2 separate regions of the Homo sapiens genome follow, and region 1 is linked to region 2. The links are chromatin contacts, found by Hi-C or POLR2A ChIA-PET in ENCODE. All regions are on one chromosome and are shown on one strand. The core of a region is the stretch at or near the end of the contact, and the rest is flanking DNA. Distances in the headings are between cores, read along the strand shown. Region 1 has its middle 20 kb from the start of CAMSAP1-DT. Region 2 has its middle 30 kb from the start of LINC01502.

The links. Hi-C counts contacts between places; a loop is a spot of excess contacts on that map. ChIA-PET counts read pairs that join two places held with the same protein, here RNA polymerase II (POLR2A). Pooled maps may share reads with other maps.
Region 1: a loop to region 2 is called in a map of endothelial cell of umbilical vein, with 4 times the contacts of the local background. The contact joins two enhancer-like sites. A Hi-C loop is called at or near these places in 2 of 168 maps with a recorded cell type or tissue (endothelial cell of umbilical vein and posterior cingulate gyrus) and 3 of 50 pooled maps. POLR2A ChIA-PET finds 5 or more read pairs at or near these places in 1 of 52 experiments (H1).

What each region holds. Positions count from the first base shown.
Region 1 is chr9:135,925,424-135,929,456 of GRCh38, forward strand. No RefSeq gene overlaps it. Among named protein-coding and RNA genes, the nearest start is that of CAMSAP1-DT, 20 kb to the left of the region's middle. RefSeq lists enhancers at 372-451, 1,488-1,537. Within about 2 kb of position 1,553, at least 8 of the 41 ENCODE cell types and tissues checked have a DNase peak (open chromatin) inside an H3K27ac peak, as active enhancers do.
Region 2 is chr9:135,603,298-135,607,279 of GRCh38, forward strand. No RefSeq gene overlaps it. Among named protein-coding and RNA genes, the nearest start is that of LINC01502, 30 kb to the left of the region's middle. Within about 2 kb of position 1,859, at least 2 of the 41 ENCODE cell types and tissues checked have a DNase peak (open chromatin) inside an H3K27ac peak, as active enhancers do.

The sequences.
Region 1 (4,033 bases), core at 303-2,802, 320 kb after region 2:
TGGAGTGCAATGGCGTGATCTCGGCTCACTGCAACCTCCGTCTCCCAGGTTTAAGCAATTAATGGTGAGGGCAGCCACATCATGGAAGTGGTGGGCCCAGCCTGGATAGGAGGGAAGCAGCGAGAGTGTCCGCTGTCTGCGAGGGCCACCCTGGCCCCGGACTCACTCCTGGGTAGGGCCTGTGGGGTCAGACCCCCTCCCTCAGCGAGCCCCAAGGAAGCGTGGGGTCCGACCGCCGCCATCCTGGGACTGAGTTTGGAGGCCTCAGTGCTTGGCTGGCAAGAGCAGCCACCTGGGGACACGGTGATTAATTCAGCATCAGAATGCAAGCGTGGGAGTTTCCAGGAACACTGAGGTTCAGGTCTGGGGGCGGAAGAGAAAAGCAGCTCATTCTCAGAAAGCACTGAGAGGCCGGGCCCTGTGGCTCATGCCTGTAATCCCAGTGCTTTGGGAGGCTGAGGCAGGATTGCTTGAGGCCAGAAGTTCAAGACCAGCCTGGGCAACACAGCAAGACCCCGTCTCTAGAGAACATTTAAAAACTAGCTGTGCGCAGTGGTGCATACCTGCAGTCCCAGCTACCCTGGAGGCTGAGGCGGGAGGATGCTTGAGCCCAGGAGTTGTGGGCTACAATGAGCCGTGATGGCTGCACTGCACTCCAGCCTGGGTGACAGAACGAGACCTCGTCTCTAAAGTAAATACATAAAACCTAAAAACAACGGCCGGTTGTGGTGGCTCACACCTATAATTCTAGCACTTTGGGAGGCTGAGGTGGGCAGATCACAAGATGAGGAGTTCGAGACCAGCCTGGCCAACATGGTGAAACCCCGTCTTACTAGAAATAAAAAAATTAGCTGCGTGTGGTGCTGGGCGCCTGTAGTCCCAGCTCCTCAGGAGGCTGAGGCAGGAGAATGGCATGAACCCAGGAGGCGGAGGTTGCAATGAGCCGAGATCTTGCCACTGCACTCCAGCCCGGGCGACAGAGACTCCGCCTCAAAGAAAAAAAACAAGGAGAGCCCTGCAGGCCCCTCCTTAGGCTGGCCTCAGAGGTCTTCAGTGGCCAGAGGGTGTGAGGATCTGCGGGACGTGCCGACTGGGGCAGCCCCCACCACACCCTGGGATGCACCCTGGCTGGGACCAGTCTCCAAATTCCCCTGCATCCGTCTCAGGCTGGAAAACTCTCCAACAAAGTTGCCTCCAGTCACTGGATGGGAAGCGGCCTCTCAGCTGAGCCGGACCCTCTCTCCTTCAGCTGGTGCTGCAGTGACTCCAAGTGACCAGTGACACCAGGTGTGGCAGCTGCGCACAGCCTTTATCGTGCCGCACTCAAGGGCCCCGGGAAGGGAACCCAGGCAGGGCCCAGTGCCATGGTGGTCTCCACTTCGCCGTGGAGAGAACGGCCAGGTGACCCAACCACAGCGAGGCCTTCAGTGTGTTCCTCACTTCCACCTGTGGCGGTCGCTTCTGGCTGTCACCCTGAGCACATCCATGTGGCCTCTTGGAGTGGCCTCTCCACGTGGCCTAGGCTTCCTGGCAACGCAGCCGCCTCAGGGCAGTGTGACTTCCTGATGGTGGTGACTCAGGACAACAAAAGCGAGAGGCCCTGAGAGTCAGGCGGGCACCACAGGGCCTTGCTGAGGCAGCCGGGGACTCCCGCTCCCTCTGCTGACACCATTGGTGGCCAGTGAGTCAGAGGCAGAGGTGCCAGAGACCCCGCCCGAAGGGAGGAGATCTGAGAGCCTGCAGCCACAGGCTCCTCCAGGACTCGAGCACCGGGGCCGCACAGAGAGCCCTTTCTCTCCTGGGCAGGCCAGGCGGGGATCCCCCAGCGCCCTAACCTGCTCTGTGACCACGGCAATGTGGCCTTGGGGATGTGCCCTGCCTCTCTGGGTTCCAGTGCAGGACTCAGGGCTGGCCACCTGAGAAGCATCTCTAGGACATTCCAAAGCCTGGAACAGGGACAGCATTGTGGCCCTGCTCTGGAAGGCTGCGTGGAAGCCAAGAAGTTGTCCTGGCCTGTCCTGGAGGTGCCTTTGCCCTTGCTTCCTGTCCTTGTCCCCAGGGGCTGCACCCATCCTACTGACTCTGCCAGCAGTGCCAGCCTGGTCCCAGGCACCCTGGAGCTGCTCCATCCCCATTGGGGGCCAAGAGCTGCCGGCCCACACCAGAGGCCCCGGCCACACAGGAGCCACGGGACAGCCGGAAGGGAAGCCAGGAGGCCTTGCTTGGGGAGCTGGGCACACGCCTGGCCTCCCCGTGATGCTCCCCTGGACGACACACGCACGCACACATGCACGCCTGTGCATGCACACAGAGCACACATGCACACACACGCACACCTGTGCATGCAGAGCACACGCACACACACACAAACCTGTGCATGCACACAGCATACACGCATGCACGCCTATGCATGCAGAGCACACATGCACACACATGCACGCCTGTGCATGCACACAGCACACATGCACACACCTGTGCATGCACACACACACATACATGCCTCTGCATGCACACAGCACACACGCACACCTGTGCACGCAGAGCACACACGCACACACACGCACGCCTCTGCATGCAGAGAGCACACACACACACATGCACGCCTGTGCATGCACACAGAGCACACACGCACACCACACCACCACACACACACTTCAAAAACCACACACGGGCGACGCCGCAGGCAGAGTGTACCACAGCCCCGCAGCTGCCACCCCTGCCCTCTGGGAGAGTCCGCTTCCGAGCTCACTTCGAGGAGGATCTTTCTGGCGACAGAGCCAGTGCTGTGGGCGGGAAGGCCCCACCTGACCACACCTCCTGCTCTGTGGCACCTGTGTCCCCGCCACCCCCCAGCCCGAGTAAAATCATTTCTCTAGACTCTGCGGCTGGGCCCTGGAAGTCAGGCTCTCCCCGACCTGCCAGGGCAGTGCCTGCTGCGGCGGAGCCTGGACACCAGGTCTCCTGTCTCCATCCATCTCCACTCAAGGACAGGGGTGCAGGTCCCAGAGCTTTTGTCAGGACTCTGCCAGCTTGCAGAGCCGCTGCGGCCACAGGGCTCATGGTCCCAGGCCTGCTCCACCACGGCCCTCGGCAGTGGCCCTGATCCCTGGCTGTGGCCCTGGTGCCCGAGGCTCACACCAGGGCAGGAACGTGCTCTTGGGTGTGGGTGGGGTCCACTCTGACAGGGACCTGGAAGGGCCCTCACAAGTCTGGGATCCAGGCCCTTGTCATTCAGGAGCCCAGGAGGGGTCAGCCAGGTCCCCAGAGGGGAAGGGGACGTGCCTGGGCTGTGAGGTCCACAGCCTCTGGGTGAAGCAGAGGCCAGCCCAGGATGGGGCTCACAGTTCTCAGGAGCCCGGGAGGTGGCACTGGGAGGGTGGGCATCCCCGCCCACCCCAGAGAGGCCAAGCACAGGGCAGGAGTGTGGCCACACGGCCCAGGGGGCGCATGGCTGCTGAGAGGAAGAGCGCAGTTGCCTGGGGGAGGCTGAGCACGATGCAGGGTGGACAGAGACCCCACTGCTGGGCGAGAGCCAGGCTCATGCCCTGCTGGCGCCAGAGCCTGCCCACAGCCCAGGGGCTGCCTGGGAGGCGCGGGAGGACCACACTTGGGGCCCTACACAGGCTGGGACTCATTCTGAGCCCCTAAGGACAGCTTGTGGGTGAAGGGAGCCCCTCTTGGGAATGTGGAGAAGAGAGTGGGGCACCTGCTGGCCAAAGAAAGCCCTGGGCCCACCCCCAGTTATGTGGGCAGTGACAGTTGGGGACAGGGCACTCAGCCATGCTCCCCGGCGACTGCTGGGTGATGAGCAGCCCAACCGCAGGCCCTGGCCCTGCCAGCCCTGGGCTTAGGCTGAACCCGTCAAAAAGGCCCTGCCTGGCCTTGGAGAGCCCACCGTGCCCTGCGGGGTATGAGGCTGGCAGACCCTTGAGGACCAAGCCAGGAGACATCCCTGGCGGAGACTCGATCCCAGGAAAGTGCCGGGGGTGCACTGGCAGGTTCCCCTGCAGGAAGCCAGCTCTTGGGAGCCCAG
Region 2 (3,982 bases), core at 609-3,108:
CTCCCCCATCGACCCCTATCCCTAAACAACTGCATAGATGATTAGCCATAGATTCCGCAGCCTCTGGACACCCTCCCCCTGGGGCTGCCTCTTTCCCAGGCTCGGGGGCCATGTGGCATCCCAAATCTCACAGGTCAGCATGCACCCTGCTGATGGGTTCCGAGTTACCCCCTCCACGGATGGCAGATCTGCCTCCAGGGTTTTCGCAACTTAATTCCGCTGCACAAGTCCAGGGGGGTTCTTTCTTTCTTTCTTTCTTTCTTTCTTTATTTTAATTTTTTTTTTTTTTTGAGACCGAGTTTCACTCTCGTCACCCAGGTTGGAGGCAGGATCTCAGCTCAGTGCAACCTCTGCCTCCCAGGTTCAAGCAACTCTCCTGTCTCAGCCTCCCGAGTAGTTGGGACTATACGTGTGTGCCACCACGCCCAGCTAGTTTTCATACTTTTAGTAGAGATGGGGTTTCACCATGTTGGCCAGGCTGGTCTCGAACTCCTGAGCTCAGGTGATCCACTTGCCTCGGCCTTCAGAGGTTTTCTAACCCTGGTGCTGATCCCTATAGAAGAGCAGGGAATGCAGTGACAAATTAGAAGCAAGTCCAACATTGCAGGCAGCTGGAGCTCCCGGGGCTGGAGCGTGGACAGAATGGATGCCGAGCCCACAGGCAGCCCCCGAGGAGTTTGTCACCTTGAATCCCGAAGGATTTAACTCATACAAAATTCGCCTCACCGGAGGATGTGCGACCCCGGCCGTTGACGTCCCCACGATGGCCACTTGGTGGCGCCCGAGTCCTCTGAGTGCGTGGAAGGGCCCTGGGAAAAATCGGGCCAAATTTTACAGAAATATTGGTGGAAAATGTGACCCAAGAAGTCCAGCCATCCTGCTTTCATCTGCGTTTATGACAGCCCTGGAGGACAGCAACTGTCGGGCAAGACTCGGAAGCCCCACCGAGTGGACCAGGTGGACTTCTACCAGGGAGTCTTTCTGTGGCCCTAACCCTCGTTCTGAGACACCTGCTGTGCCTGAGCCACCCACCCTCACTCTGCAGCCTAAGAGTCGCAGATTCTTCCTAAACCGGATTCTTCCGAGGTAGGCTTTGCTGTCACCGTTGAGCCGGATGTTCGCTGGGTCCATTGACCCGCCCACCAAGGCACAGAGACCATCACCGTGTGAGCTGTGCACGGCGAGCCCGGCTCAGAGGCCGAGAAGCTGAGACTCACACGGTTGCCTCCCGCCCGCTGCACCTGTCCACCACAGCACGCTCAGACCCCGCAAGGGCCTGGGGTGCCTCCGTGGGGATACCTCTGAGATCCCAAAGCGCACCCCTGGCCGTGCATGGGGGACACACTCCTCATGAGGTGGGGGCGTTTGGTAGGGGTTCCCGGGGGTGCCCTGTGCCTGTGGGTCAAGCTAATTTGGAAACGCTGCCACAGCACTGGCCTCCCCATGTCCGTGATGGTGCATTGAAGAAAGCAGCTTCACCCTTGGACACAGGTGGGCGTCATGACCATGACAACCAGCAGGCCAAGGGGGCGTTCGGGGCAAGAGGGATGGCGGACATAGGGCACCTCAGCCTCAGCCCCCAGCAGGCCCAGAGCATACAGCGGCCAGGTGGGTCTCAGCCTCCAGAGTGTTGCTGACTTGCTAATGAGGAAGGAGGAAAGGAGGGAAGCAGGGAGGGAGGGAGAGGGGAGGGAGAGAACTGCCAAGCACACCTGCAAGGCAGGAGGTCTTGAAGGAGAATCCTGTCGGTCCCAGGTCCCGCCTCCCTTCTGGTTCCTTCCGGGGTGACCTGCACACTGGGGTCCCGGCTCCCTTCCCGTGCCTTTCGGGGGTGGCCGGCACGTCCCAGTGCTTTGCTCGCTGTCTCAGCAGAATTCTTTTCAGTTTGTTTATTTTTTCCCACTTGTTTTCAAAAAGGAGTTCTGGCCTGGGTTTTCAGGCCTGTTTGCTATGGAAGAGCAGGTTCCTGGAGCACCGCCAAGGCCCGCTGCCTGGATGGAGGCAGCTTCCACGCGGCATGTTTGGGTGGAAACGTCCAAAGGGAGAATCTGCAGAATCTGGGGCACCTGACACCCGACGCTTCTCGGGCTTTCTGCCCATGTGGCCAGGCTTGGGCCCTGACTGTCTCCCAGGTGACCTCCATCTCTGACCCACCAGCCTGGCCTTGGTGAGTGATAGTGGGGTCCCCAGGGGGCCATGGGTGTCCCCAACACTGCCTGGGCCATGCTGGCTCCTATCCTTCACACCTGGGATGCAGGCCAGTGGCTCCTGATCAGCTCTCGTGTCTCAGGGTCGCCGGTGGCCGTGTTGGCTGGGACATCAGTGTGGCAGGGGAGGGTGATTGGCAACTGTTGGGCCTGCCGCTCCTTGATGAGTGGACCTGGCTCCCTCTGCTCAGAGCCTGTTTCCCCTCTGCCCTCCCCCTGTCCCCGTGGGATTCCCTGGGTGGAAGAGGCAGGACCTGATGGCATAGGCTGGGCATGGGGGCTCACACCTGACATCCTGGCTATTTGGGAAGCTGAAGCGGGAGGATCGCTTCAGCCAAGGGGTCAAAGACTAGCCTGGGCAAAACAGGGAGACCCCATCACTATGTAATTTTTTTTCTGGGGGGATGGAGTCTCGCTCTGTCGCCCAGGCTGAAGTGCAGTGGCACGATCTCGGCTCACTGCAGCCTCTGCCTCCCAGGTTCAAGCTATTCTTCTGCCTCAGCCTCCTGAGTAGCTGGGATTACAGGTGTAGCTGGGATTACAGTCGCCCACCACACCTGGCTAATTTTTGTATTTTTAGTAGAGACGGGGTTTCACCATGTTGGCCAGGCTGGTCTCGAACTCCTGACGTCAAGTGATCGGCCTGCCTCAACCTCCCAAAGTGCTGGGATTACAGGTGTGAGCCACCGCGCCCAGCCTGCTAGTTGTTTTCAGTGAACATGTGTTCTCTCCAGGCCACAAGGGGGTCACCGTTCTGAGGCTGGAGGTGGCAGCCTCACAGGGTCCCCGTGGAACGGCTCCCAGCTGGCCAGGAAGGTGTGCAGATGGGGTGGGGCAGGAATAGCCCACAGCAGAGCAGTGGGGCTTCAGGGACTGGCTGCGGCTGCCACCCCACAGGCAGGCACGGGTCCGGTCTTCTCCTCCTCCACTGGGACCCTGGCCTGCAGAAGGCCCCTTACCACGCCGACAGGGGCCTGTGAAATGCAAACCCAGCTGTATCCAGCAACTACTCCCACCACGCAGGTGAGCCTGGCTTCTGCCCATGGGCCAGGAGCTCACGGGGCCTGGCCTAGCCACTTGGTGACTTCATGGAGCACCACCCACCTTCACTGAGCCCCCAGAGCCCTGGGCCTCTGGGACCCACCCCGGCGGGGCTCGCTCGAGTAGGGGGCTGGGCTGTCGCTGGCTCCGCTGGGTCCCTCACACATGCTGTTCCCACCTCTGGAACACTGTTTCTGACTACTCCTGTCACCTCGCCCCACTCAGAAAGGCGGACAGCTGTCACAGCCCCACCCCCACCTGGGTAGCTCTGTGTGGGGCCCCAGCTGCGCTGCAAGTTCCAGAAGCCTCTATGGACCTCACGCGTGGCCATCTCTCCCCATCCTGGAGGTGCACGCGGTGTGTGCCAGGTGAGCTGATGTCTACAGAGCTGCCACCTGCCACTCTGCTGTCCGCCTGCATCACCAGGTTTCTGGGCCTTTCCTCCCATTTATCCTTCAGATGAACGCAGTCGCTCTCCTCCTTCCCGCCTTTTCTCTACTCCGAAAGCCCCCTTGCTTCAGTGTCTGGGATCTGATGGGTAAAGTCTGATTTCACACTCAGCCCTTTGTGGTACCACAGACCGTGCAAGGCCTGGTTCTGTCGGCCCAGCCCCACCCTCAGCTCTCGGCCAGGCCCCTGAGCACTTTGCTGACCTTTATCAAGGTTGCTTCTGGGAACAAGCGTGTGGCTTTCTGAGGAGAATGTGAACATTCCCACAACATCCAGAGAATCTC